7 separate regions of the Mus musculus genome follow, and all the other regions are linked to region 4. A link is a loop called in an ENCODE intact Hi-C map of the cell type or tissue named here. Cell type or tissue: left cerebral cortex. All regions are shown on one strand.

Region 1 (4,000 bases), 120 kb before region 4:
GAAAAATAGCTGGCTTTTAAGTTAAAAGATCTGAGTTGGAATTCACAGTCACTTCCCAACCTTATGGTTACAGACGACTCGTACTCTTACATAATCGACGAGACTAAAACGGGGCTAAGTAGGCCTAAGAATAAAAGAGGAAAAGAGAAACAGCAATTCTATTCAAGACACTTTTGTACCTCAGAGCATGCTTCCCTGAGCCCTTCTCATATCTAAAGTGAAAGGGAAGTTCTAGGAGTATGGAGTACCATTAAAAATATTTCAAAGATAATGCCTGAAAATAATTTCAAACTATATATGGAGGCTAAGGGAGTAGCTTTGTGCTAGAGCAATGCTCAGCATGTGTGAGACCCAGACTCAACCTTCACATCAATAAAAAACCGTCTAGCAAAATGGCACGTGTGCTTGCAAATTGCATTGCAGAGTACAAATGCGAACTGAAGCAACCTCTGATCTACTGAAGTCCTCCACAAATGTGCTAAGACAAAACTCCTTTCTGGGACTGGCTCAGTGGTTGAGAGCACTGGCTGTTCTTCCAGAGGACCCAGGTTTAATTCCCAGCACCCACATGGTTGCTTACAACCACCTACAACTCCAGTTCCAGGAGGTTCTATGCCCTCTTCTGACCGCCAAGGATACGAGCTCACACATGGTGCAGACACACACAGGGTCAACATTCTCTAGTATTTTACTAGTGCTTTTTATATGCTTCTATCATACCATGGAGATCAGATACAGGATTCTTACACGGAAGTTAAAGCTTACAGGAAAACTTAAGAGGTAGAAAAGGGTATTTCACACTTATGAACCTATAATTTAGATAGGGTAGCACAGTTAATAAGGGAGCAAATTAAGCCAGTCCTATTCTGTCTAAACTCCTGAGCCCATGTTCTAGCTCTTAACACACGAGGGATTTTCACTCAGCTGCTGCTTTATAACTTTCTGGCAGAGGACTTGGTGAAATTGACAAGAGGGAGGTAGTGAAACCTTACTGGAGGCAATAGCAAGTTAGTGGAAGATTTTAAAAACCAATTACAAACATCAAAATTTTAGTAGATTTCTGTTTTATTATTATTATTATTTTTGAGTGGGAGGAATCTGGTGGGGAAGTGTTTGAGACAGGATCTTGGGGTGGAGCCTTGGCTATCCTCAAACTCAAAATCCTCCTGACTCAGGCTCTCAAGCGCTGGGATTACTGCCACCACACCCAGCTGTGAAGTTCTTGATGAAGGGAGCAGAACAGTGTGTGTAAGTGACAGGGACAAGAAGGACCGGGCGCAGCAGATTCCGGACTTTGTGTCACTTTTCTTTGCTTTAGTCTTTCTGTACCAGCAATGAAACATGTAGTAGGCTCTAATGCTCCACCTTATTTGCTAAGTGTTGACTTCCCTTGGATAAACAAGTATACATTTTGCCTTTAAAGAAAATATGCTCTAGGGTCTCTTTCAAAACCATTAAAAAAATATGTATTAAGCACTGAGAAGCCCACCTGACTCAAATGCAAACAACTGTGTGTCAATGAAATATTTCGGTGATGAGTAGATTTTTATTTTCTTTTCCACTAATAGAATAGAAGCACTATTTTACTGTATGAAACAAGAATTCTTTCAAAATTTTGATGAAAATCATATACTGTGTCCTATTCAAAGTATCACTGAAGAAGCCAAGGTTGTATTGCAGTATAAATAGAGTAGGCTTAGCATGTTCAAGGCTTTGGGTTAAATCCCCAGCATGAGTGTGTGCTATGTGTGTGCATTCCACTACACTCTAAGACATATATAGATGACATATCTTGTTTACTAGCATAGTACCCAACTTCTGAATTTTTCCAACACTTCCTTTAAAGTATATTTTATTTGGGGCTGGACAGATGGCTCAGATGTTAAGAGCGTTGGCTGTTCCTCCAGACGACCAGGGTTTAACTCACATAGCAGCTCACAACGGTCTGCAACTCCAGTAACGCAAGAATCTGGCACCTTTACACCAATATGCATACATAAATATATATAATGTGTATGTATGTATGTATGTATGTATGTATGTATGTATGTATGTTTTGTTGTGGTTGTTTTATGTGTATCTATGTTTCACTTGCTTGAATGTCTGTGTATCAGCTGTGTGCCTGGTGCCCTGGAAGCTAGGAGATAGGATACCTTGGAACTGGAGTTACAAACTGTTGAGTGGCCATATAGGAGGCTGGGAATCAAACCAGGGTCCACTGGAAAAGCAACCAGTGCTCTTAACAACTGAGCCATCTCTCTAGCCCCCTGATATTTCTTAAGAAGTGAATTAAGGCTATAGAAAAAGAGCCCTGCTCTGGTCAATGAGACACTTGGTAGGCAAAAGCACTTGCTGTGCAAGCCGACTGCCTGAGCTTGATGCCCAGAGCCCACATAAAGGGAGGAGAAAACAGAATGCACACAGTTGTCTTCTCATATCACACACACACACAATGGCGCACACACGCAGCCCCATTACATACATAACATAATGAAATAAAAATTTAAAAAGAACATAATGCTAAGCACATTAAACATGCTAGCTAAAGCATTCCCACTTAAAACAGCATTAATGTTTCTGTTTTCCTCTAACTCAGGTAAGTTTTCTTTTCTGGCAGAGGGGGAACTTCTTTTCATATTGGAGCTGACTCCACACTGCTTGAACCAATGCTGTGGCTGTTAGTGTGACAGGCAAGTTCCTGGCTTGGCATTCAGTGGATGTGGTGATTAGGACATGGAAGCAGGAAATAGGTGTATCTTCTGATAAATATACCTTGTCATCTCAGAGACGCACCTGCCTCTGCCTCTTAAGTGCTGGGATTAAAGACATGAACTACCACACCTTGCTAAAAGATGTATTTTTAAGACACTTAAGCAAAATTAACAATTGCCTGAGAGTGAATGCTCACTGCCCTGTACCTTTATTCGCACTGAACACCATCACTCACCAAATATTACTTTAGCTTGAATTACTCTGCTACTAGTGAACTGAAACACTGTTTATGTATTTATTCTGCATAATTATGTTTAGGTCCTTTGCCAATTAAGGAGTCAATTTGAATTGTTTTCCATGTAGTGGTTAGGTTGCAGCTGAAATATCATTCCCTTCAGCTGTCCATTTCCAAGGCAGGAGTATTCTTTGCCTCAGTGATGTTGGGTTTGGTGATCGGCTTTAGTGTTAGACAGGACAGGCTTTCTCTGGACCTGCTGGGTGATTTTCTTTGGCAGAAAAAGAGGCTTTAAATGCATTGTGCCATGGGACTTGCTTTCCTCAGAGCTGCGTGGGGAACGGCTTGCTTCATGAGGTGGGGCTCCAGAATGAACACACATGGACCGGCCCCACTCCCAACTGACAGTAAGAGCTAAGCACGGATAAAACAGGGCAGAAGCAGTTCTACTGATGAGCTCAACCCACTCCAGTCAGTTTCCAGCTGACCAAAGAGGCTCCAGCAAGAACAAATTACAGTTATTTCAATTACCAAGTTTTGTGTGGATTTAGATGTGGCAATGACAGCTGATGAGTATTCTAACGATGGAGAACTATAAAGACAACCGGAAGAGATTCATAAACAATCTCCTCACATATAGTAGAAATAAGGCCTCATAGTCTATTTGACTGCTTATTATTTCTTTCTGCCCCTTTTTTTCCGCTAAAAATACATCAATACAATAAATTCATTTTTTTTGCTGATAGCATCAATATAAAGTTATATGTATAGACTAAAACGAAAATTTAAAGTTCTACCAAGTCTCAACTTTCTCTCCAATCACACATTGTATAAGTTGAATTCAAATAATTTTCACCTTTGCTTTTTTTAAGCATCAAAAATCTTAACAACTTCTGAGCAATAAAGTATCACAGATACTTTAAGATCTTTTTTTTTCTTTTTTTAAAAATTCGGTATTTTCTTCATTTACATTTCCAATGTTACCCCGAAAGTCACCCAAACCCTCTCCCCTCCCATCCTCCCCACCTCTTGGCCCTGGCGTTCCCCTGTCCT
Region 2 (4,000 bases), 73 kb after region 4:
GGACGCTGCTCCCTCCTCGGGGTCTAGGAGAGAACCTGTTCCTGCCAGCAGACAGACGCTGGCGTCCAAGGCTCGTGGTGGAACTGCTCCAATCTCAGCCACACTGCCATCTAACCTTACGTCTGTAATCTCCCTGTTTCTTTCTTACAAGGAGTAACCCAAGCTAATCTCTACAACCTAAGACCTTTAACTGAATCACATCTGCAGAGATGTGTACAAATAAGGTAACCTCCATAGATTCCAGGAGTTAGGAGATTTATGAGTGGGCTTATTTATTTTGAGCCTACCACACCCTAGAATCCACCAGGTCTTGAAGGCACCCTGGTTCCTTTGATTAGAGAAGGATTTTTTTAGGTGAGATGCGAATTCAAGGTATTCCCATTGCCATGTCAGCGTCTCTACATCTAGTCCATATGTATACACAGAGCTTGAAACGTACATACGTTAAAACAGACATGTGTGTGAATAGGTATAGATCAAGGCATACGCACAAACATAAACCTGCATTAATTTGTCTATTTACATTTTAAAAATCAAGAGTTCACAACTGTGTCTTTAACTCTAAGTCAGCATCATGGGATTCACACTGGCCATCTTCCTTTGTTTGTAGTCAGGTTATAAAGACTCTAACAGTAACAGATGGGGCTCATGTTATCACAACAGGCCTACTTTCTTGCCTGGTTCGCCTAGAACCAATTTCCTGACTGTACCACCTGAACCCACTCGGTCCTCGGGAAGAGCAGCTCGTGCAGTGTGCAGAAATGACAATTTTATTGGAGAAATAAATTGCCCGTGCCGGACAGGCCTTTCTTCCACTGAGCTCCAAGCATCTCCATTTGTGATCTCACACTTGCTATGCCCAGAGAGATGTCATCAAGTCCCAGAAACGAGAGAGTGGCTTTTACAATCCACTGTCTTCAAGTGCTCCTTTGTGTCTGGCTTCAGGGTGAGACTGGAAGGTTTCAAAGCTGAGACACAGCGTGGATATTCACATTGCCCTCTCTTCTCCGTTAAAACCTGTGAATTGCTAGACATGCTGAATCGCACATTGCTTACAGGCATAAAATGTTTTTGGTTAGATGAACATCTTAAAAACCTAGGAGACAATCCCTTACCCCGCCCTCCAGGGAGAACAATTTTAAAATCCACTCAGAGACAATAACAGATGATTTTGCCCCTTGCCAGCTCCCTTTCTGATGCTGTTAATGGGAGGAAGGGTGGAGTTCAACACAAACACAGGATTTCTGCATGTACTGTGGATGTAGTGCTGTCTAGGCTGGGGTGTTGGGGAGGTAAGCCAAGAGAAATTGGTGAATTGGAACTCGTTTAGTGATGTCTCCGGACAAAGTTCTCTTTGCTTTCTGGATTGAAAAAAAATGTGTGAAGAGAAGTGACTCTCCTTTCTCTCTCCCTCCTTCCCCCTCCTTTCCTTCCTTTTCTCCCCCCCCCCCCCACCTCTCTCTCTGCTACTGCAGTTCTTGGGCTGTTTAAGCATTAATAATGTTCCAAAAACGCAACAGATTTTGTTTCTGCTGCTACGGCGTATGCCAGGCATCTGGGGTGAGATGAGAAAAATGGGAACTCGAAAGCCTTTGAAACTGCAATGATCATGGAAGCGTCTGGTAGCAGAGACAAGTCTGTTTTCCTACATCGATGACAAAGGTTCGGAAATCAAAGGGGGGGGGGATTAAGAAAGGAGAAAAAGTACCTCTGGTTACTACATACCACCATCCCGAGAAGGAATGTGTGCATCTAGACATTAACATGACTCGTGAACATTAAACACTGTTTGTAGGGCTCATGTATGTGGCATGACAGAAAGCATGGAGATTTTCTCTAATTCTACCAATCGGCTTAAACATTCAAAGGAATAGAATCTGTTTCTAGGTGGCTACCTGATAAACCTTTATGGAATCCAAGCCCAGTGTAGTCCTTGGGCATCTTTTGGAAATACCTCTTGGAGTTAACTCCGGAGTCATGTAATAAACTGCTTATAATTTTAACCTTGTGTCTATGGAAACGATTTTCCCCTACCCAAACTAGGATCGTCAACCCTTTATTATCCATTTTTATACTCCTAATTTGACTTTAAAAGATTTTGATTTTTTTTTTTTAAAAATCGCTCTTGAAGATCTTTCAGTGCAACTCAGAACTGACACTAATAACAACTTAGTGGGCCTCCTTGGGAAGTGCAGACACCTTGCCATCGTTTTATGCTTATTTCTCCTCTTTTCTCTCAAGATACAGCCCTATAAAGCCCTGTGAGAGGCTGGACCCGAGCTCTCTCTATAGCCAAGGACGACCTTGAGTTTTCATCCTCCTAGTCACACCCCCTGCATGCAGTGTGCAACTCTGTGCTCTGTTCTATGAGGTGCTGGAGAGCAGACCCGGCTTTGTGCAGGCTAGGCGTGTTCTCCACCAAATGAGCTTCAACTCCAGCCTCCTTTTCGCCCTTTCCAGATAGGAACACTCAGGCTCAGAAGGAGGTTGAACAACTTGGTCCAGGCAGTAAACAGCAAACAAAACCAAAACAGGCTAAATCCGGCTTGCCACAAGTCATCTGTCTCCAACATTCAGGTTTTATTTGGGGGGGGGACCACCCTAAGGAGCTCCCCACAATTGTTCTTGAGCAACAACACTAACCCTGGAAACACACCTTGCTCTCCGGCTCCCCCAACAAGGCCATTTCAAGGCCCTGTGCTTATTTGCTGCAGAAATTCTTGTCCTATTTATTTAAAAGCCATCTCATTACTTTATTGGCCCTGTCTCATATTTTATTTCACAAAGAAAATGTTTACAACTGAAATGCTGATGGAAAGTTACCCAACGAGCGAGCAAGCATGGCGAGTGTTAATATTACCATTTAGAGATGATTGGGGGGGGGGGGGCTGGAGGTGGAGAGGTGGGTGTTTGCCCACATGTGCATAGCCTAGCATCCCCAGGCAGAAGGAGAAGGTGGCTACAGGCTCGGTCTAAAAACAAAACAATGTTTTCTTTTGCTGTGCTTTTGGACCCCCACCCCCACCCCCTATGATCCCCATTGAATTCCAGGGAGTGAAAAGAGGGCCTAAGATAATTAAAAGTTAAAAAGTTAATCCTGTCTGGAAAAAACAAAAAAAGGGGGGCGGGAGAGAGAGAGAGAGAGAAAGAGAGAGGGAGGGAGAGAGAGAGAGAGAGAGAGAGAGAGAGAGAGAGAGAGAGAGAGAGAGAGAGAGAGAGAGAGAGAGAGAGAGAGAGAGAGAGAGAATTAAAAGTTTATCAAACAGCACAGGGTTTTAAAAGCGTATAAAATACAATCTTCCTGCACGGTCTGCTGCACTGTGTTATACACAGCTTTGCTTCGGCACAGGAAAGCTCTGCTTAGTGAAAGCCGGAAGTATCAAGATTAAGGAAAACATCCTGTAATGTCCATTGTTTAATAATTCAATGCAAACCCTCTTTATTATATCTTTAAAAAGATTTAAAAAAAATCATTGTTCCAAGAGGAGAGCTAGGGAAAGAAACCCCTGCCTCTGGGCACAGGCTCAAGACTCAGCATGCAAAGCGGCAGGAAGCTGCACACACCGAACCTGCCTGCAACCCAGCTTGTGTGACCCACTTAGACGCACTGCTCTTGCGCATCTACCCCCCTCCCCAACAACAATCCCCCCCCCGCTCACCCCCCCCACACACACACAGTTGTCAACGACAGGAGGATTTCTGAACAGATTGATAGGTGCTGTGTAAACAGTCGGGTGTAAGAAATGGCTCCATTTGTCCTTGTCTATTGTTTGCTCGTGGAATTAGTGTGCGTGGCCTTGCACCTGACAGAGGTCAGGGCGTTGCGTGTTGGCATTGTGAAATGCTACATTGAAAAAAAAGCACTGAACAAACGCCCGGGGTGCCTCGGGCCCATCCTCGTTTTATTCAAATATTTCTAACCCCATTTTCTTTCACAGTCTTCTCCTTTTCAATTATTCATGACTTGACGGTAAGATTCATGGGCTTCAGGGACCACGTC
Region 3 (4,000 bases), 69 kb before region 4:
AGACTTCTGGAGGCAGTTAATCAAGAAGGTTCAAGGGCTAGCAGATGAAATGAGTAGAATTCAGTTAATCAAAAGGAAAATTAAATGTTTCAGAGAAGAAAAAAAAAAAGCAATGAAGATATGAAGAAAAGAAAGTGCAGCATGTTTCCGGGAAAATCGGTTAAGTTGTATTTTATGTTATGCCGGCATTCACTTATTTTTATTTTAGCTGTACAGAGAAGGTGGTGTGGTCTAATGGTCCACAGTTTTGGTCAGAAGCATCCCAGTAACATAATGACTCAAACAAGTCACCTGTACAGTGGGTAAATGACAGCTGACACCTTCAGGTCAGAGGGTGACTCCTAGAAATGTCACCTAGTCACTTTGTGTGTCGATATGGCTTTGTCAGATCTTTCTGTCTTCTGGGATCATAAATATCTATATCATTAATCCAGATACTTTAAAAACATCAAGTGGGCCAATGATATATGTCTTTCTGTAGGCTAGATCTACTTTGTGAGTTTTGTCCTAGAACCTACAAACTATTAAATCTACTGGAAATGCAGAATAAAGAGCTTCAGGGGCCTCCAAGACCTTTTTTTTTTCATGTAAGATTTGACTAAACTTCTAAATGTTAACCAAAATATAGAAACTTTCCATATTTGGACCTAGAGTACCTTAACTTTAGATGTATAGAAAAAGAGTAGGCTCCTTTCCATCCCCAAACTCCTAGAATGTTAGTGCATTCCCAGAAACCTTTAAATATTCAACCTGTGTAAAAAAAAAATAAATGAAATGTCATTTCCCTAAGAAACATGATACATACACAACACATACACACACGCACATACATACACCTCAGCAATACAAATACTTTAAAGAGAGATAAAAGGGCCTAACAGTTTTAAAGGGCTGTCATATCTGACCTCACTCAATGAGCAGAGGTGCTGGCCTCCAACACTGAGAGTTCCTGTAGTACAAAGAGTGGAGAGAGAACAGACTGCCCAAGCCTTCTACAGCTGGCAGGTATGTCCCGCCTAAATAAATAAGTATAACAAAAGAGCCTTTTAAAGGTTATCAAATCTATTCATTTAATTTAAGTCTAAGCATACAATGTGGGTCGTTGTATTGGTTCTTCAAAAATACACGGATGACTACTTCTCAGGTAAATGTAGCAATTAAGGTTTAACAAAGGCTAGCTGCTCAAGGCCACTGAGAATCATTTTCTTTTCAAAGCATAAAGCAGGCCCCAGCTTTTTAAGGAAGCTGGCCCTGAGTTAAGGAAATTCCATGGTAACAGATTCTGTGCTTAGAATAGCATCTTGCTCCACCTAATTGAAAATAAGAGCAATAAATTGTTTTCCTATATTTTTCATTTTAATTTTACTACCTATTGTTAAAAAAGAAATCCCCAAAGCAGAGAGGGGCTTGGTTATATATATTTCCTGTACTTCTCTACTAACATTAAGATAAAGTAGCAAAGTCCAGCAAGATAATTTAAATATAGCTTCTATTCTTAAGAATAATCATAAACACATTAAAGTTTATATAGAAGTTACATATTCAGGAATATCAACTATGTAAAATATTGCCAAGGACTTAGAAACAAAAACATCCATCTATGCATTAATGTGAACATTCTGCTTTTTTACTTCAACAGCTACTTCATCTAAAATACCAGCAGTCTGTTATCTCTATTCACATACAACTTAACTGCCATGAATCATAACAGAATACTGTAAGGTTTCATCAACACAGGGAAGTCAGAGCTGAGAGTAAAGAGGAGACACCGTAAGGGACAACAGCAAGGGCAGCTGTGCAGAAGAAATCCATGAACACCGCTGCTGTCGTTCTCTAGGATTCAAAGACTGATCCATACAGGGAACTGGCGGCAAACCACGGGTAGAAGATTAGGACAAGACAGAAAGAGCAGAGACCCAATCAGACTTGGACATAAAAGAATGGATTATACAGAAGTCTCATAAACACTACATAAAATATGGAAACCATAAATAAATGATTAACCCATCTACAAAATGAAGTATTTCTCTTTAAAAATGCCATAAGTGCAGTCAAAAAAGAAGTGGGAGAGGGAATTTTATATGCAGCACTTGATAAAAGATTTATATTCAAAATTTACACTCAGAGTGGGGAAATGGTTTGGCAAGTAAGAACACTTGAATTCAGATCCCCAAATCCCAAGCAAAATTTATTTTAGAAAATGTTTATAAGTCAATATTAAAATTATTCTTTATTCCTTAATAAAATGGGCCAATTAAAGCAATTCATAAAAAATGACAAGCGGCCACAAAAAAAAAATTGAAAGGAGGCTCAACATTAAAATTCCAAATAAATTCAAGATCTAAAATATAGAATGAAATTTCACTGTCAGATTGGGAATGATTTTAAAATAGTAATATCGCTTTGGCAATGATAAGGGTAAATCAACACTCTCGCTCCCTGTCGATAGCTATGTGAATCTGTAGTCTCTTTAGGAAGATAGTTTGGCAGTAGTTATCAAAATGTTCAGTATGCTCAATCCTACTCATAGAAAAAACACTCTAAAAGAATCTGCACAAAATAATGTTATCTGTACGGATTTCATTCACCATTATTTTTTAATAGTAAAAGAGAAGACAAATGGGGTCCAGTAGTTACACCATAGCAGTAATTTTTAAGTATATATGACTTTTGGTCAGTTGTGTCAGATAAGGCTGAGTAGCTCCTTCCCAGCTAACAACCACCAGAAACTCATTAAAGAGGACCAAGAACACAAGCTTTGTACTATCTATGAAAAGCGAATGGCCACAGAATTAATTGCTGATGTTCTGGCTGAAGACTGGATGGGTTGTGTGGTCCAAATCAATGGTGGGAATGACAAACATAGTTTTCCCATGAGTCAGGGTGTCCTGACCCACAGCAGAGTGTGCCTGCTGCCGAGACGGGCATTTTTGAAATAGACCAAGAAGAACTGGAAAGAGCAAGCACAAATCTGTTTGTGGATGTCAACTGAGTGTTCTTAACTTAATTATTGTTAAAAAATAAAAACAAAAATAGGAGAAAAAGCTATCCTAGGACTGTGCCCAGGTGGATAAAGCCCCCAAAGAGCCTGAAGAATCTGAAATTTTCATTCTTTCTAAAGATGTTATCCAATGTTGTCTGAAAGACCTTAAACAAAAAAGGTAAGATGTCCAGGACCAAAGCAACCGAGTAAGTTTCTATCGTTACTCCGTATGTCCAACGTATGTCCAACAATCAGGTGCTCTCCAAGAGAAGTATGCACTCTTAACCTCTGAGCTATCTCCTCAGCCCTAGGACTGATACTCTTACAAGAAGGAAAAGGCACCGGAAAACTCCCTCCTTCCCCCATCACCCGGTGAAAAAGCAATGTTCCGGGCTGTTTCTGGAAGCCAAGAAGCTTCACCAGAATCCGAGCCTCGCAGTATTTTGATCTTGATCTTTGAGCCTTTAGAACGATGACATAGTAAATGTCCTTTGCTTATACCACCTAGCCTTCTGTAATAGCAGCCTGAGCAGACTTAATGAGTCAGATGTGTCCTAAGCTCAAAAATTAGTCACAACCCCACACACAAACCCTAAGCTCAATTCAAAGAGAGCTAGCGTGAAAAAAGTACAAATCTTGGTAAGACATCAATATACCCTATGCTGACTAACATTAACATAACAGGAAAAAAATAAAGTGTGCAAAAAAAATAGAGATCAGATGAAGAATTCTTGAGAGAACGCTGCTGGAGAGTTCCCTTTACTCTGGGTTAAGCAGTCAATTATGCTAATACACAGAGTCTGAGTTCTACATTTGTACAACTGTTATAGCTACTTCACATTTGTGGGTGACAGACAATTTTTCATCTAGCCTGCCATGCTTTTTAAGAATACCAATCAAGGCAAACAACCACCACTGCTCAAAATTCACCATGTAATAAGTGCTTTACAACCACTCTTGGGAAGATTTTAATTTTATACCAAAGAAGTCGTTTAATCTTTTAATGCAGTACCTGGG
Region 4 (4,000 bases):
CAGCCAAGCATCCATACTATTACATATAATTAAATGGTGCATAGAATTATAGATATAAACAAAATAATCAGTTCCTATCTGAAGCTCCTCCTGATTCAAGTAATATTTAATAAACGGACGTAAACAAAGAAGCTGACCAGTGCATGCTGGCTCAGGGCACTAGAAGGCAACCTAGGCTTGAACTAAGGGTAATACATCAAAATTTCATCACCAAGGCTTGAAAAATCCAAGTCTGTTCTGATAACTGTTTTAGAGAGCATCATTTTCAACTATGTAAAAATACATATTACAAAAAATTAAGTGAAGGTCTTTTCCCCTAGCAAAAGCTAACTTTTAAATATAGATACCTTTTATCCCTGTTTTTTTTTGGGGGGGGTGGAGGAAGGAAACAGGGTCTCTTCCCTGATGTTTTAAAGTAGCTAACATTCTAACATTTCCAGATCTTAAAAATTCTTACTCATACCTTTATGCTATTTTTAAAGGAATAGCACCAAGTCTTTGAAATAATACACAACACAAAGACTGCAATCCCATGCAAATGTCTTTAATGCTTCCAACTTACAAAGAAAAAAGGCCCCTTATTTTTCATCTTGCCTATGGAACGATGAAATTACTGAGGTAGGAGCTACATAGTAGGGGAATCTCTGTAGAATCAAATTTCAATTATCTACAATAAATGAATTTTTCAAAAAGTCATTTATAATTGGTCTGAGAAAGATAATGCAGTCACTCAGAAGCACAGGAATTCTGTCCCACTGTGACCAATCTAGAGTAACCATTTAGAAATAATAGTAACCAAATAGACTGTGTACATTGAGGAGTCTCGAGTCACCGTGGATACTCCAGCCACAAAGCTGACATTACAAATCAAGGGTTAATCGAATTTTTAAACTATATCAGGCTTCCCCTTCTAGTCCAAGATAGTCCACATTAATTCTATAAAATAGTCAAAGTTAAAATACTTAGATATATATCACAGGGATATATCCAAGTCCGGTTCCTCTGACCAAAAGCAAGCACCCCATACTGTACAGTAATAAGCTCTCCAGCATGCTACAGCACTAACCTCTGGGAAGAGCTGGCAGCGGTGCTCAAAGTGGTAGGAGGAAGATGAAAACCCAGTGCCCTTCTTTCAGTGGAACCCACCATCTGGATTCTAGCCAAGGCTTTAAAACTGACTGAATGTTATTACAAACAATAAATCAACAACTCCACAGCCTGAACTGTTAGGACCTTTTCTTCCAGAATGCGGCAGAGGAAGGTTACAAGGAAACTGACAAGAGAGTATTAGTAATGAGCCATTCGTTTCTGCCATTAAATACAATATATTACAAACAAACTTATTTTACAATCTTCAAGATTCTATTTAACCTAACTATCCCTTTCCCTGGTCTTCAATTATTACACAGGCTATATGAATAAATGACTGACTGCTGTTGCCTAAACATCCTATCACTAAATTCATATAAAAGTTAAAAAGGAAATCCAAAATATTTTAATCCATAAAACCTAGCTAGTATGTGTGTGCATGTTCCTATTGATTTTATACTCTTTGTTCCTGCTCATACCATAGATGTGAATTCCTGGAGGTTACAGACCCGCTGTCTTTTCTCTCTCCAGGAGCTGAACTACTAGCTTCTGAGAATAACCTATTGCAAGCTTCAAATAAATAAATAAATAAATAAATAAATAAATAAATAAATAAATAAATAAATAAATAAATGCCTTTCAGGTATCCTACCTTTTAAGTATATGAGTGGTTTGCACTGTCTTTACTTTTCCCAATATTGATGCAAGGTTCCTTAAAACATGTATTTAAAAACCCTCCAAAAGCCTTGCAAGAGGAAGAAACTGAAAGGAGGAACATGTCTCGTGCAATACACAAGTAAGGTACTGTATTCACAATACAGTGATTTTTCTCCCTACCAAAAACTTAGCAGAAAACCTGAAATTTTAAATAATTCTCTTCCCTCCTTTCTCTTCCCTCCATTCCAAAACCAGAGAAGAGTGAAAAGCCAAAGATGTGATTATTCTGTATAGTTCGTGCAGTCAGTACAAAGACAGAGACAACCGTCTCCTTATCAAAACAGAACTATTGGCTCAATGCTTTTGAAAACTATAACCACTGCATTAGGCGATACACATTTCACCAAGTTTCAATCCTGTTACAAAGCCTTTGTCAACAGTGAGCAAGTGGAGGTAAGCCGACGGGGCTGGGTGGACTGAAGGCAATCGCTGGAGGGGTTTATCTTGCAAGAGCTCGATTCTCTGGCGAGAGGTGAGCAGCGAGAAGCACCTAACCTTGGCAGAGGGGGTGATCTCTGGCGGTGGGGACCGGAGGTCAGGGTGAGTGGGGAGGGGGTGGCGCCGAACCGCCGCGACCCCGGGCCGCCGTCGCACCTGCGGCTTGGCCTCCCACCACCATTCCCCAGCCCCAGCCCGGCAGTGCCCTTCCTCTCGCCGCCGCCTGCATATCCGTTACCCCGGCGGCAGAGGGCTGCGGGGGAGGGGAAGGACGGCCTGGCCGCCGGGGGCCAGCAGCGCCGGGGATGCCGCAGTGGCTCCCCGCGGCGGTGGGTCAAAGTCCGCCCGGGCCGGGGAGCTCAAGGCAGCGGCGGAGGTCGCAGCTAGGGAGATGACAGCCCCTCCGAGCCCGCCCCAACCACAGCAGCCCCAGGTACCTCATACTGGATGTACTGCTTCCTCCACTCGGGAGTGATGTGCGCGGAGAGGTGCTCGGCGAACTTCATCCTGCCGCGTCCCCCTCACTCCCACCCGGCTCTGGCAGCTACAGGCGGCGGCGGCGGCAACAGCGACTCCGACTCCTCCCCACATGGGCCCCGGCGCTGCGCGAAGCTGCGCTTCTCTCCTCCTCCGCCGCCGCCGAGGTCTCCTCAGAGCCGCCCTCCCGCCATCTTCCTCCTCCTCTCCATAGCCCCGCCCCGCCCCGCCCTCTAGACGTCATCGCCATGGTAACCGCCTACGCCGCTCCGACGGAGGGGGCGGGGTGGGGCGTGGCCTCAGGGGCTTTCCTTCTTGCTCCGCCCCTTTGGGCCGGACGTGGGAAGGCACCTCCCCTGACCTCTTCCGCCTGCCTCCAGTCTGCCTACAGCTGCTTTCTACACTCTGCCTGGGAAAAACAACAATGTTGCTACTGCAATTAATATTGGTACTGGAGCAACAATAATCCACACAAGACGCTGATATTTGCAGAGAACTGTGCAAATATTATTTCCATTTTAATATTGATTCTTCATAAAACCCTTAAAGATAAATCAGCAGTGGTCCAAATTGAGTAGTTGAAACAGTTAAGAGCCAATTGTATTTAAGGGAACTGTATTTGCATGCTGTAGATGCTCAATAAATGCTTGCTTTCAATTTAAAATGTCAGTGCCAGAAAGTTTGTGCTGCTTCTGTATCTCAATGTAATTGTCTAATTAGTCCTAGTGCTACCAGAAAGGCCAAAACATCTAGATACAAACCAGGATTGACACTTTGTGATACAGCTGACTGGGAGTGGGGGGCAAACTTGAGAGGGAAAACAATGCTGAGAAGAAAGAGAATCCTCTCCTCACCCAGTCCCTGTGTGACAGTCCTGTATCCAGGCTGACCTCTGGAAAGATACCACAGAGGCAGCAAAGTACCATATTCCATGTGAGAGTGACTGCCCTGAAGGACTTATCTGAGGGAAAAGCCCAGGTCTCACCTTGGATGGTGGAGCCCTGGATAACATAGTAGCTGACTCTCTTTTTAAGTGTGTCTATTCTTGTCCCTGTACCAAGCACTGTTCTAAACTCCTTACATGTAACTTTATCCTCTTTAACTCTTACAACTTTGATGAGACTCAAAGGTTTGCTAAGGAAGTATTGTACCTGTGACAATATAGATCCCTGTTGACTTCCCAACACACACACACACACACACACACACACACATACTTCAAAACGCCATATGTTTTTCCTCCTTCCCTTCCTCTAAATTCCCCTTTCTAATAAGGTTT
Region 5 (4,000 bases), 110 kb after region 4:
TGTCATTTCTCCCCTCAGGTTTATACAGACTTGGTTCTCGTGAGCGTCTGTCAGAGCCAAGGTCATGCAAAAGCTCCCTCTTATCTGGGGCTATTATCCCAGTCAATGGCAAGGACATAATTTAGAATTATGAGGACACAGGAAGGCAGACTGTCCTGGCTTAATGGAATGCCAAGCCCAGCTTTGAGAAGGCAGAGGAGATAAGAGGAAGAAAATACAGCGTTAGCTCCAGCGCTCTCCTGCTCCCAACTGTGGGAGAAATACCTGAGAGATGCGGTGTGTTGTTGCCTGCTGGGTTCACCTGCCTCAAAGAGGGGTAGAACAAATGAACAGACTCTAGTTCCCAGGATAAAATGAGGCTCTTTCCTTAGGTGAGCTGACAGTAGGAGAAAGGGGAGTAGGGACAGAGACAGCAAAATGTTATCTAGAAGAGTCAGTGAGGCGCCTCTGGGAAGGAGATCAGAGCGGACAGGAAAGTTCTCTTGGGGAGGGGGAGGGGGAGGGGGAGGGGGATTTGCCAGAGCAAAGGATTCAATTGCATGGGAGAAAATGTTAGGGGAATTTTTGCCTGACTCTACAGAAAACTTTGCTGAGTTAAGGGGTAAGTAACAGATCTGAATTCTGATGATCTAAGGAGTGTGTGGGGCGGTACAGGGCAGCTGCATAGCAATTAGAAACACGGGCTTGGAGAAGAAGGAGCAGGGTTCAGATCCCAACTCTCACGTTTCCTCAAAGAAAACAAAACAAACAACAACAAAAAAACTCCCACAGGAGACTGCACACAAAAAAAACGAGTCCCACGGGAAAGCATACAGAGTATTCAGAAAGATACAGTACGTGGTTAGGAGAGTCCCTGGCTCTTAATAAATAATAGCTCCATCCATATAGACAGATGGGATATTTCTTGATCTCCTTTTAGACAGCTTTGGCTTCAGAGTGCCCTGGGGATGCCAAGGAGGGACACAAACAGGCAGAGATTCTTCACAGAAGGAATGGCCAACGCGTTTCTAGGAACAATAACATCTGATGTTAAACTTGAAATGATTTCCTGCTCTAGGCAATAATAGCTCTGTCTGTTCTCATTAGCCACAACATCTTTGGAAAAGTCTGCTACGTACAACTGCTTTGTGTTAGCGCTGCTCTACTACGGAGAGGAGACAGGCAATGTCTGGGCTTTGCTTGTGCTTAAGGGGGGGGGGGCAGGAGAGGGGGGAGGCTGGAGGAGGAAGAGATGGAGCAGGAAGCAGGATTTGAAACCTGGGAGTGATGGATGTACCACAGACAGCAACAGAGACCAGCAAAGGCAAGAGGATCTGGAAGAGAAATGGAACCTATCACATTTACACTGTCACAGGTAGAAAGAAAAATACAATCCTGAAACACTGTTAGTTACTGAGCTAATCAACCCAGGGCTGCAAATGGACAGAAAGGCTGTCGTGGGCTCTATGCCAGGAGCAGTTTGTCACTTCTGATTACATTAGGTGACTCACCCAGAGCTGGTGTAGCACATTTTAATTAGTCCGTACCCGGCATGTTTGTAAAGCCAACCACACTGTCCACGGTGGCTCTATGGCCTGCTCTTCCTCCCTGGGACAGGAGGATCCTCAGGTCCCCAGCCTCAGATGCAGATAGGGTGCAGATTAACAACAGCACAAAAGTACTCTGGCTCCAGATGGGACAGACTCTAAGGTGTTCCAAATATTTCTGTGCCCCGGGCTGCAACGACTCTCCCGGAGGGGCAGCCCAAACACTCACCGAGTAACTCACCGAGTCGCGGCCCAGCCACTGCGGCAAGTGCAGCTACTGCCTCAGATTTGGCTCCGTTTTAGGGCAGTGCCCTTACACACAGGCTTCCTATGCCGGAGTCCAGACCCCTGTTCTTCTCAGGCCCAGATCACGTCAGGTGGCAACACTGGGTCTCCACACTGGGTTGTGACCCCTTCTGCTGTCACCTCGGGCTATTCCGCCGTACCCCAGTTCCATACCGTACACAAGAGATTCCCTCTACATTCTGCCAGTGGCAAGATTTGAACTACTGCCTCTCATCTTTTCCCGCCTCTTACAGAAGCCCTTCAAGGGCAGAAACCTGTCTGACGCATCTAGAGTTTCTTCGGCCGTCTCCTGCTTGTTCATTTGCGAATGTTTGTTCTTCTCAGCTTTCCTGTCCTCTTTCTACTCTTCCCCCTCCCTAATTCTAATTCTCTAGCTCAACTTCTGTCTATGTTGGAAGGGACCTAAGCATGCATTTGGACAGGGCCCCTAACTTTTCTCTGCCTCAGCCTTCTAGAGCTAGGCAAAACCTGTGACACGCCAGACACTGGGGGACGTGGAAACTATTACATGTATGTTCAGAAAACCAGAAGACAAATACAAATGCCAACAACTTCTCTTTTCAATACTTTTGTGAGTGATTAAACCTTCTTCTTGCCCTCAGATTTTGGAGGCCTGATTGCTGGTGCCCAGAGTCCATGATGGCTTGTGATGGCTGTCTAGTGGCCATGTTTGCTTCCCCGTCCTTCCCAGCCTCCTGCTCTGTTGCTGCCCGACCCAGCCCTCCACAGAGAAGGGCCAGCAGAGCTGGTAGGCTCAGACCAGGCCTTGCTTTCTGTTCCTTTCCCTCAGTAAGCCTACCTCATTTCTTCTCTCCCACTCCAGAGGACCCGGTGTGTGTCTGGTTCATCTCTTCTACCGGATGTGATTGAACTGAGTGCTGCTCACTCTTCTCTGATAAAGATGACTAAAGCTTTGTAGCTCTGTGTTCTGTGTAGTGGCAGGTGCTCCACTGGAGCTATGTGCTGAAATCTCAGCCGTCACTCCTTCCTCTGGGCCCCGCTCAGCCCTTCAACTGTGGGTAGAGACGGTGAAAGCGATTTCAGCAACAGGCTGAGACAATTGTTTTGAACCCAAACAAATTACGCGGGTCACCAGAACATCCATCATTTCTCACTGCCGGGTCCGAATGCCAGTGGAGATGGTCATGCATAATTTATCACGAAATCAATGGGAACCAAAGGGCACAGGAGAATAACGAGAATAACGGGTCTCTGAGGAAGACCTCCTTCTAGCCTGCTTCCAGCCTTTCTCTCTTCCTTTTTCCTTTCTTTCTTTCACTTTCTCTTTGTCCAAGCTTGTTCTAACACAGGCTTGCTTTTTTTTTTCAGCATTACTCGAAGCTGTTCTTCATGATGTCACCCTGCTCAGCATAACCTTCCCGAATACCTTCCCAGACCTTCTTTGCAATCAAGGGCAACTACCAGCTCACTTAGGGCTCTGGCTTTAATTATTAGTTGCTCCCACTGCACCCAGCCTTTCCCCCTCACCCCCCCCCCTTGTCTCATAAGCATGTGGAGGAAGCTTGTTTGCCAGGGAGCCCAGAAATGGCCTCTGCTAACGGTGAGTGCAGCCCCTTCCGAGTCTGCCACGTTTTCTTGTCATCCTACTTTTCGCTCCCGGGCTCCGTTTCCTTTTTTTCTTTTTAGGTCTCATGTTCTTTGTGCTTTTCCTCTAATGATCATTTTACTCTTTATAATTAACCATCGATCTCTTTGTGTCAACCCCTTCAGAGTCCCCCCACTGTTTATCCCTGTCCTGCCTCATAGCAGACACAGGTGCAGTGGAAGGCAAAAGGAACCAGCCCGGCTAATATTTGGATTGGATTTACAGGTTCTACCCCAAGAAGAGCTGCTTTCAGTATATCCTGATGGAGATGTTCTCTGATGAACCCCGGGAGTGAGCCAGACAGAGGCAGCAGAACATGTGGGACGAAGATGACTACTGTCCCAAGGGTGGGACACACGACACAAACTGAATAGCTTTGAACAACAGAAACTGCCTCACAGTCCTGGCAGTTAGAACTCCAGAATCAAGGTGGAGGTGGAGCTGAGACACCTTATAACCAACAGAAGGAAATCGTCCATTGCTTCTTCCAGCCACTGCTGTTTTGACAACATTTGTTAGCATTCCCTAGCTTGCTATCCCAAAGGCCGATGGATGGTCACCT
Region 6 (4,000 bases), 100 kb after region 4:
AAGCTTTTAGCAGAGTCGAGTAGAGCTCTGTCCTACAGTGAAAGCTTGGTGTGTTGGTGGCATGTATGGGAAGTGTGAGCACAACCAAGAGCCTTCAGTCACCTGCAAATGGTTTCCTTTGAGAAGGAAATCTCTGGACCCTTCAGAAGTTCCATGGAGTTGCTCCTGCCAATAGCCAGGAGTAGACAGGACTGTAGAAGCCACAGCCATGTTGTCATTTTATACATCACCATCTGGGCGTGAGGCTCTTACTTGGCCTAGCCCTTTGCAGAGACACTGGGATGTAGTTAGCGGTGCAGGTCTCAGGGGTCAAAGATGCAAACAAAGCAAACTCCATTCACCCAGAGTCTGAGGTGGGATTTCTCACCTGGCCAGGTCTTTTTAGGATTCCTGGAAACGCTTCCTGAAAATTCCTTAAACTCTTCTTCAGTTGATCCAAACAGTACCCCTAACACCTTGTCTCTTTTGTACCATCTGTATAACCTTTATCATGTTACCAATTAGTTGGCATCCAAAAGCTACTTCTCAACACTATAATATATCCGTGTTGCACTTGGAGCCTTGAAGCTTGGCAGCTGATCCCACTGAACAAGGTAGAAGTGCAATATTCATCTATTAAGCAACTTCTAAAAAACAACTCCCCCCAAAACTTCCAAATTTGAGATGGACACTTACCAAAGGCATAGCCCACCCCACCCCACCCCCTTTTAATTCTTTAAAAAGTCTATCTTTTATGCTCATAGGCAAACCTCTTTGCTCAGTAGACACACAGTAATCAGTGGCATGTGATGGCTAGTGAATGAATTGTTGGAATAGATTGTCTTTAATCGAGGCAGTAGTGATGATATACAGCCTTGCTCTATGAGGTCTGTGTTCCCTTTACATGTCCTCCCTCCCCTTCTCAGACACATTAAACCATCACATATACCTTCAATGCACACTCTCTGCCATTCACCCCAGGCCTGGCACAAGTGAGACCACCTGAGTACTTTCTCTACGTGGCTTCATCCAAGGGTAGGTTCCTGCCAAATAATTACTTTCCAGGAACCATATGACTCGGTTCTGTTTCTGTAACACAGCCAGGGTGGTGTGCCAAAGAGTTATGTGCAAAGATGGATCTTATTCATTCCATGCCATTGTATCAGAAAAATCCACCATCAGGCTGTTTGCCCATTAATTAAATTGCCTAGTGAGGATGGAAGAGCGGGAAAGGATTCGGCAAGCTGTTTCTTCCTGTGTTTAAATGGATTTATATTAAACTTTGAAAGAGGATTATGCTTTTTGTCCTTCCTTAATATTGAACCCATTACAATGAGTTGAAAACGGAAAAGAAATGTGATTATGTGATTTCCTTTTTCTATTAAATTATTTTTTGCCGCTATTTGTCATTTCGATATCTTCATTAAAATGTGGTCATCTTTCAAAATAAAGACTGGATCTTATTCCAGGGTGATTACAGAAAAGAGAGCTGGCCAGAGAATCAGAGAAGCTGCTGTTTCTGAACCATATGAGATTTAAACATGGAACTTCTCTTCCCAAGCCAAGTTGTCCTTAAAAAAAAAAAAAATGTGATCTTCGTGGGCTGCCTTAACTGCCTACCTGCCTCTAAGCCTTGATACTCCAGCAGGATGTGTTATTGCGTACGTTAAGGATGAGACCTTTCGTTTTCTTTGTAGGAGACTGCTGAGATTAATAATGAGCATTCTGTTACAAAAGACACCAAAAACCAGGTCAACAACCTCCGAATCCTGTGTGGAGAAGGCAGAGAAAATGGCGATGAGAAGGGAAGGAGGCATCAGACTGCCCCCTAGTGGCAATCGGGGTATGACACGGAAGGTGGTGGTAGCAGGGGGCCACCAGGTAGCAAGACCTGCAGAGAAAGAAGTGGGGGAGGGGAAGGAAGGAAGGAGAGAGGGAGGGAGGGAGGGAGAGAGGGAGAGAGGGAGGGAGGGAGAGAGGGAGGGAGGGAGGGAGGGAAGGAAGGAAGGAAGGAAGGAAGGAAGGAAGGAAGGAAGGAAGGAAGGAAGGAAGGAAGGAAGGAAGGAAGGAAGGAAAGATGGATGGACCTAAGGAGAAGTCACCTTCATTTCCTATAAGGGCATTTAAATACCATAGAGGAAAAACAGAAAATAATAACGTGTTTCATGCAAATTGGGCTCCAGATCGCTGGCTTTCTTTTTAATGCCTGCCACTTTATATTCAGTTCACTGCTCCGGTGAGCACAATGAAATGTTGCAATTCCATTAAAAACCTCAAAGAAAACAAATCCCCGGTCCTTCAGAGCTAGCAGGAAAGCACTTTAAAAGCTTTGCAAAAGCTATCATTTGTGCATTCAGAAAACCATTAGGACTGCCTCCTTTGGAAATATGTGTGATTTCTTGTCATCTAATTTTAAACATTTAAATTTTCTTTCAGTGACCCTTATCCTCAAGCACAAATTTCTCATGCCTCGCCAGACAACGAAATCAATTTCTAGGATGCTGAGATGTGGACTGGATTTATTATAGTAAAGAGACAGGTCTGTCAGGAGGAAAATTAGAGAGAGGAGTCGGAGAGGTGGCATACATTTGAACACTGAGAAATACAGCAAGGTACATGAGGGTTTCCAGACAGCCACGCAGCTGAGAAAGAAAGGTGGCTGCCAACTGGATAATGGAGATGTCAAAGGTCCAGACTGGGTCACACTGCACACATCTTTTCTCCCTTACAAGTCTTGGATGTGGGCATGCGTGACTGGCAAAGGCATGAGAACCCTGGGGCAGCCTCTTCAGCTTGAACCCCATCTCTGTTGCTCACTTAACGGACCTGGGAGAGATTGCTGTCTTCAAGTAGCCTTGAGAGAAAAATTCAAGGTAACCCAGAGCAAACTTGACGCTCTTTCATTTATCAAGACTAACATCTCCTTTTGTGCCCACCAAACCTGGTTTAAATAAGTTTATGAAGCTGGTGTGCTTTCCAGATTCCTCTTGTAAAGGAGAAAGTGTGTGTGTGTGTGTGTGTGTGTGTGTGTGTGTGTGTGTGTGTGTGTGTGTGTTGTGTGTGTGTGTACAAACATGAGGGTTGTGGGCTTTGGAGCCAGATTATCAGGGCTGAGTTAAATGCCAGGTCTGTCCCTGACTAGCCAGGTGTCCAACCTCTGTCTCTATAAGGTCATTATCTTCATCACTGGAATAGGATAAACAATAAATGGTGGCTTATTATTTTTCATCCTTGATATTTGAGACATGGTGTTATGGGGAGCCCACCAGCAATGACTACTCAGATACAGTTTATAGCCAATTCAAAGTCTTAATTCCAGCCAGCTGGGACTAATACTCAGGTATTCAGGACCCACGTGTAGCATCTAGTGTTTAGAGTATGTTTTTAAAGGCAAAAAAACCTGGCATCTCTCTCAGCAGCTGAAGGAGAAGTTTTACCCAGGCAAGCAGTTTAACAGAAGCTAAGATAAGCAGTTAGCTGGAGAGGGGGGTTTGTACAAGCAGGCAGTTTGGCAGAAGCTTAGATAAGGTAGTTGGGGCATCGTGACCTTGGGTCCCTAGAATAGAGTTGGGTAATTTTCCACAGGGCTTCTCATCAAGAGCAAATTATAGCCAAATCTAACATGGTCTCAGCAAGAATTCAAGGTGGATGAATCTCTTACACTGGTTTGCCCTGTCACAATGGAGCTATATCATCTGGTCAAGTTGAGCAGGTATTAACACATCACTTGGGGTTGGGGGTATAGCTTGATGGTTCAGCACTTGCCTAGCATACAAGAGCTCCTTAGTTTAATCACCAGCAGGGTGAAAATAAATAAAAAATAAAATCCAAATGGCAAAAAGGAAATCATAACTTACTTAACATCTGAAACAGGAAGATCCTTCACAGAATATTTGATTTTTCTCTTCTTAAAATTTTATTTACCTTTGTGTAGTCTGCACACACACCATACGGCACATGCAGAGAGGTGAGAGTTGGTACTAACTCAAGTTGTCAGACTTCATGTACTGAGAATTCTAGA
Region 7 (4,000 bases), 120 kb before region 4:
AACCCTTTCATGGTTCCCGTCCTAGTTTCATTACACACATACACCTTCAACCTAGATTTCCCACTGAGAGAAGACAGGCAGAAACTGTATGAGGACTGTAACAGGATTTCATAAGGAAGATTCATTGGACTTCACAAATGGCTTCTTCACTTTTTTCTTATACATTTGCAATTATAATTCAAGAAAGTACACTTTATTTTCTAGAGCATTAAACTATGTGATAATAAAGAAACTGGCTGAAAGATTCTACTGACTAATCTCACTACATGGACGCCAATAACTGAGAAGTCTATGGCAGAAAACAGACTACCACTTATAAAGAGACACTGAACTTGAGCAGTCAGCACAGGAAACAAATGTATTCCACAGTCATGAAACACACACGTGGAGAACACAGAGCAGCTTTCCCTGACCCTCTTCTCTTTCTTTAAAATGGTACTAGGGTACTAGGGTACTAGAACTCTGAGTCTGCACCTGCTTGGCTGGCCTCGAACTCAGAAATCCGCCTGCCTCTGCCTCCCAAGTGCTAGGATTAAAGGCGTGCGCCACCACCGATATTTTCTAAACTTTCACATCAAGATCCTCACTTTCATGCAAGAGCTCACCCAAAGTCACCTCACGCATGCACATTCTGCATACTCGCTTTGCTTCAGTCCTTACACGCTGCCTTCTCTACTCAATGCTGCTCAATCACATACTTTTCAAAACACAAATTTGATATAATGGTGACATTTAGGTATAGGTTAAAACATTATTAACTCAGGTCTAGAAAGATGGCTCAGTTGTTTAGAGCACTGACTGCTCTTCCAGAGGTCCTGAGTTCAATTCCCAGAAAACAAATGGTGGCTCACAACCATCTATAATGGGATCTGATGCCCTCTTTTGGTGTGCCTGTAAACATCCACAGTGTACTCATGTACATAAAACAAATAAATAAATGTTTAAAAAATTATTAACTTGATATCAACGTTATCCACAGCAGAACTTTAGGCCAAAGAACATATCAAGAGCTAATGTACTCTAACACCCTTACCTTTGAGAATCTCCTGCAGTCTAGCTGACTAAATGGCTTAGTTGGTGGTAAGCTGAGATTGGATACAGACAGCTAGATTCCCAGTCCATTGCTTAATATTTTCAAGATCTAATAGCATTTACCTTTACTAAATCATCTGTGTAAGGATACTTTTGTTTTTTAATTTAAAATTCAGCTTCTCATAACCCTGTATTCTAATATGCCAGTAAAATTCTAAAATAATATATAATATAGAAAATATATTATATCCAGTACACACACACACACACCCACACACACACACCCACACACACACACACACACACACACACACACAAACATACACTCCCACGCTGATTGGGTTGGCACCCGCTTCTAACAAATGTCCCACTGTATCTACCATATAGCAAACAAGATAAAATTTTTTGTGGACTAGATTGGTATTTTGGATAATTATTTTGTAATCATGTTAGTTAATATAACTAGATCTTGGGTCAGTACTGCTGTATGACCTAACTACAGATATATCTAAGATTTTGATTTTTTCCTTAAGTGTGAACATTCCATACATACTTTTTGAGGGTATACAATTTCTTCCCGGAGGAAAGTGTTTTCTCCTGCATTCTTATCAAAGAGACCCCAGTCCATCTTGAGATCCCAGATGAGGGTATAGCAGGAACTGATGATACAAAAGAAGACCCACAGGTAAAAGAACACCACGGTGTCAGAGTGATTTTGTTCTGGAGAAAGAGGAGGGAAGAACAAAAAGGAAAGAGAAGATTACTAGATTGAACAAAAGTTCCTAAGTAAGACCAATTAAAGATGGATTCTTCATAGTGCCCATAAAAAATCAAACTGTTAAAATAAACATCCTTAGAATCATTGTCTAACGAAGGTTAATAACAAATATAATTTCCCTGAGGTACAAAAACAATCACTGAACTAATAGTTACAAAATTATACAAATGTTTACTACGAGTTTATAACATTCCAATGTACTCTTTGGATGTTCTAAACATGTCATTTAAACTCCTACCATTAGGTGGCAGCCTAGGGTAAAAGATAGGGTGAAACAGACAGAACCATCACAAAGAACCCACACCACTCTCTCTCCAGGAACTCCTGGGCTGCTTTTTACTTTAGAGCATCCCATGATCTCAGCAATGCTTATTGTTCAGGCGCAGACAACTCCAGAGAATGTGTCAGGAACACACAGAGGCTGTGAAGAGGAACTTGCCCTTGATCTTTATGGAAACCAGCTTCCCTCGGGCTACAGACCTTGATGGCTTGCTTATCTATTTATTTATTTATTTCTCCCCAGAGACATCACTCATACAAAGGCTAATTTGTCTTTATGCTGGAAAGTTTGGTTTTATTCTGAGAACACAACAGAGCACATTAAATCAGAATAAAAATAAATTGTAAATATAGTTATACAATTTAATATTTTTGGTTTTAAGTGCCCTGTTTGCTCTCTGAAATCCTCCTTTGGTAACTCCCTGCGTTCCCATGATGTTCTCCAGTTTCAAGATATGGCTAGATAACCAATAATCTGGTTCTGAATTATCAGGGAAAATAATGGTGTACATGATCTAACTTCAAAAAATTTAAATTTTGGTCAGATTCTCAGATTGTCTCATGCATTCTCCATAACTTGTCCTATTAAAATAAACAAGTATTTATCAATCATTTTAAAGTTATTAATGAGTTGAGTATGGAATGATCCGAAGGTAACTGATAATTTACTGAGTGACAGACGTGCTACAGGAGTAGAGCGGAGTTCAAATAAAGAACAAGGAGCTGAAAAACATCAAGGAGAATGGGGGTTTCCCACAGAGGGAAATGAACATCCGTAGCATTTGTGATATTTCTAGAAAAAGAAATAAACAGTGGTGCAAAAGCTAGGCGGATAAAGTGAGGTCATTCAAGGCTGAAGACATTTTTGAAAAGGCTTTAGGTATTTAAGTGTGTTCTGTTTAAAACGTTGTTTACATCTGGGATTTGTAAGATATAAGCAGCACAGAAGACAGTTTGTGACAACTTGAAATGACACTGGAAAAGACATGGACTTGCCTTCAGAATGCCTTCTTGGGCCTTAGGATCAGCTCTGTATTTTCGTAAATTAAAGGTTCAGATATTTATTGACACCAGAATTGCATAGTCAGAAAAGAACTGATACTTATAGGTCTAGAACAACTGGAGTCAGTATGTCTCAGCTCATAAGATACATAACTGTTTGCTGAAACAATCATTGTTAAATGGTAAGTCATATAAACTTATAATTAGGAATATGTTAAAATAATGGACACTCAGAATTTATCACTTCTTTATGTTAAACTCTGTTCTTCTCCACCCTTTAGAGGTTGTATACATTCTATCTGCATGACAGAAACACTGTACAATGCTGGTCTACTGTACATCTTTTTTCAACTCCACATTCAACAGTCAGTAGCATAAAATTGGGCCTGATGGCAATATTTAAATCAAGAAACACTAAAACCGCCTTTAATCCCAGCACTTGGGAGGCAGAGGCAGGCGGATTTCTGAGTTCGAGGCCAGCCTGGTCTACAAAGTGAGTTCCAGGACAGCCAGGGCTACACAGAGAAACCCTGTCTTGAAAAACAAAAACAAACAAACAAACAAAAAACAACAAAAAAAGAAACACTAAAACCCAGTGTCTCCAATCTATATTCCCACTCAAGAGATGGTTTATTAAATAAATATACACCAGCATATCATTTGTTTAGCTTCTTTTAGACAGTCAGTAGGAGGGAAAGGCAAGTAACTCTAATAGGATCTATCAAAAAAGGAGGAAAACAGAAGAGGAGGAGGAAGAAGAAAGAAGGAGCCAGAGAGGAGAGGGGAGGGGAGGGGAGGGGAGGGGAGGGGAGGGGAGGGGAGGGGAGGGGAGGGGAGGGGAGAACAGAACAGAACAGAAAGGCTCTGTCTGGATAGGAAACAATACCCAGGTTTAAATTATAGTCACTG

Evidence for each region. A loop is a pair of places that touch in the nucleus more often than their neighbours do. Peaks named below come from ENCODE experiments on the same cell type or tissue, not always from the same donor. Only the 100,000 strongest peaks of a DNase experiment are listed, where the experiment ranks them.
Region 1: a loop joins it to region 4, with 2.6 times the contacts of the local background. A loop is called at or near these places in 14 of 42 quality-filtered maps.
Region 2: it touches region 4 in a loop (2.1-fold over the local background); 6 of 42 quality-filtered maps call a loop at or near these places.
Region 3: it touches region 4 in a loop (2.0-fold over the local background); 6 of 42 quality-filtered maps call a loop at or near these places.
Region 5: it touches region 4 in a loop (2.6-fold over the local background); 13 of 42 quality-filtered maps call a loop at or near these places.
Region 6: a loop joins it to region 4, with 2.0 times the contacts of the local background. A loop is called at or near these places in 7 of 42 quality-filtered maps.
Region 7: a loop joins it to region 4, with 5 times the contacts of the local background. A loop is called at or near these places in 14 of 42 quality-filtered maps.

What each region holds. Positions count from the first base shown.
Region 1 is chr1:155,297,710-155,301,709 of GRCm38, forward strand. All of the region lies in intron 11 of Xpr1 (xenotropic and polytropic retrovirus receptor 1), which reads right to left. Among named protein-coding and RNA genes, the nearest start is that of BC034090, 55 kb to the left of the region's middle. In left cerebral cortex, no CTCF peak of the experiment used is centred here; DNase peaks (open chromatin) are centred at 96 and 1,882; H3K27ac peaks cover 675 bases.
Region 2 is chr1:155,487,932-155,491,931 of GRCm38, forward strand. No RefSeq gene overlaps it. Among named protein-coding and RNA genes, the nearest start is that of Gm5532, 37 kb to the right of the region's middle. In left cerebral cortex, no CTCF peak of the experiment used is centred here; DNase peaks (open chromatin) are centred at 1,536 and 3,507.
Region 3 is chr1:155,345,861-155,349,860 of GRCm38, forward strand. The region is part of intron 2 of Xpr1 (xenotropic and polytropic retrovirus receptor 1); the gene reads right to left. It also overlaps the pseudogene Gm17974. Among named protein-coding and RNA genes, the nearest start is that of Xpr1, 70 kb to the right of the region's middle. In left cerebral cortex, no CTCF peak of the experiment used is centred here; no DNase peak of the experiment used is centred here.
Region 4 is chr1:155,414,485-155,418,484 of GRCm38, forward strand. It overlaps Xpr1 (xenotropic and polytropic retrovirus receptor 1), which reads right to left and starts at 2,960. Exons shown (of 15, transcript NM_011273.2): 1 at 2,682-2,960. The coding sequence starts at 2,750. In left cerebral cortex, a CTCF peak has its summit at 2,478; DNase peaks (open chromatin) are centred at 1,097, 2,260 and 2,974; H3K4me3 peaks cover 2,869 bases; H3K27ac peaks cover 1,423 bases.
Region 5 is chr1:155,527,934-155,531,933 of GRCm38, forward strand. No RefSeq gene overlaps it. Among named protein-coding and RNA genes, the nearest start is that of Gm5532, 2.8 kb to the left of the region's middle. In left cerebral cortex, no CTCF peak of the experiment used is centred here; DNase peaks (open chromatin) are centred at 47 and 1,513; H3K4me3 peaks cover 311 bases.
Region 6 is chr1:155,514,999-155,518,998 of GRCm38, forward strand. No RefSeq gene overlaps it. Among named protein-coding and RNA genes, the nearest start is that of Gm5532, 10 kb to the right of the region's middle. In left cerebral cortex, a CTCF peak has its summit at 1,800 (motif pointing left); DNase peaks (open chromatin) are centred at 1,783 and 2,246.
Region 7 is chr1:155,291,524-155,295,523 of GRCm38, forward strand. Xpr1 (xenotropic and polytropic retrovirus receptor 1) reads right to left here. Exons shown (of 15, transcript NM_011273.2): 12 at 1,586-1,752. Among named protein-coding and RNA genes, the nearest start is that of BC034090, 49 kb to the left of the region's middle. In left cerebral cortex, a CTCF peak has its summit at 2,053 (motif pointing right); a DNase peak (open chromatin) is centred at 2,081.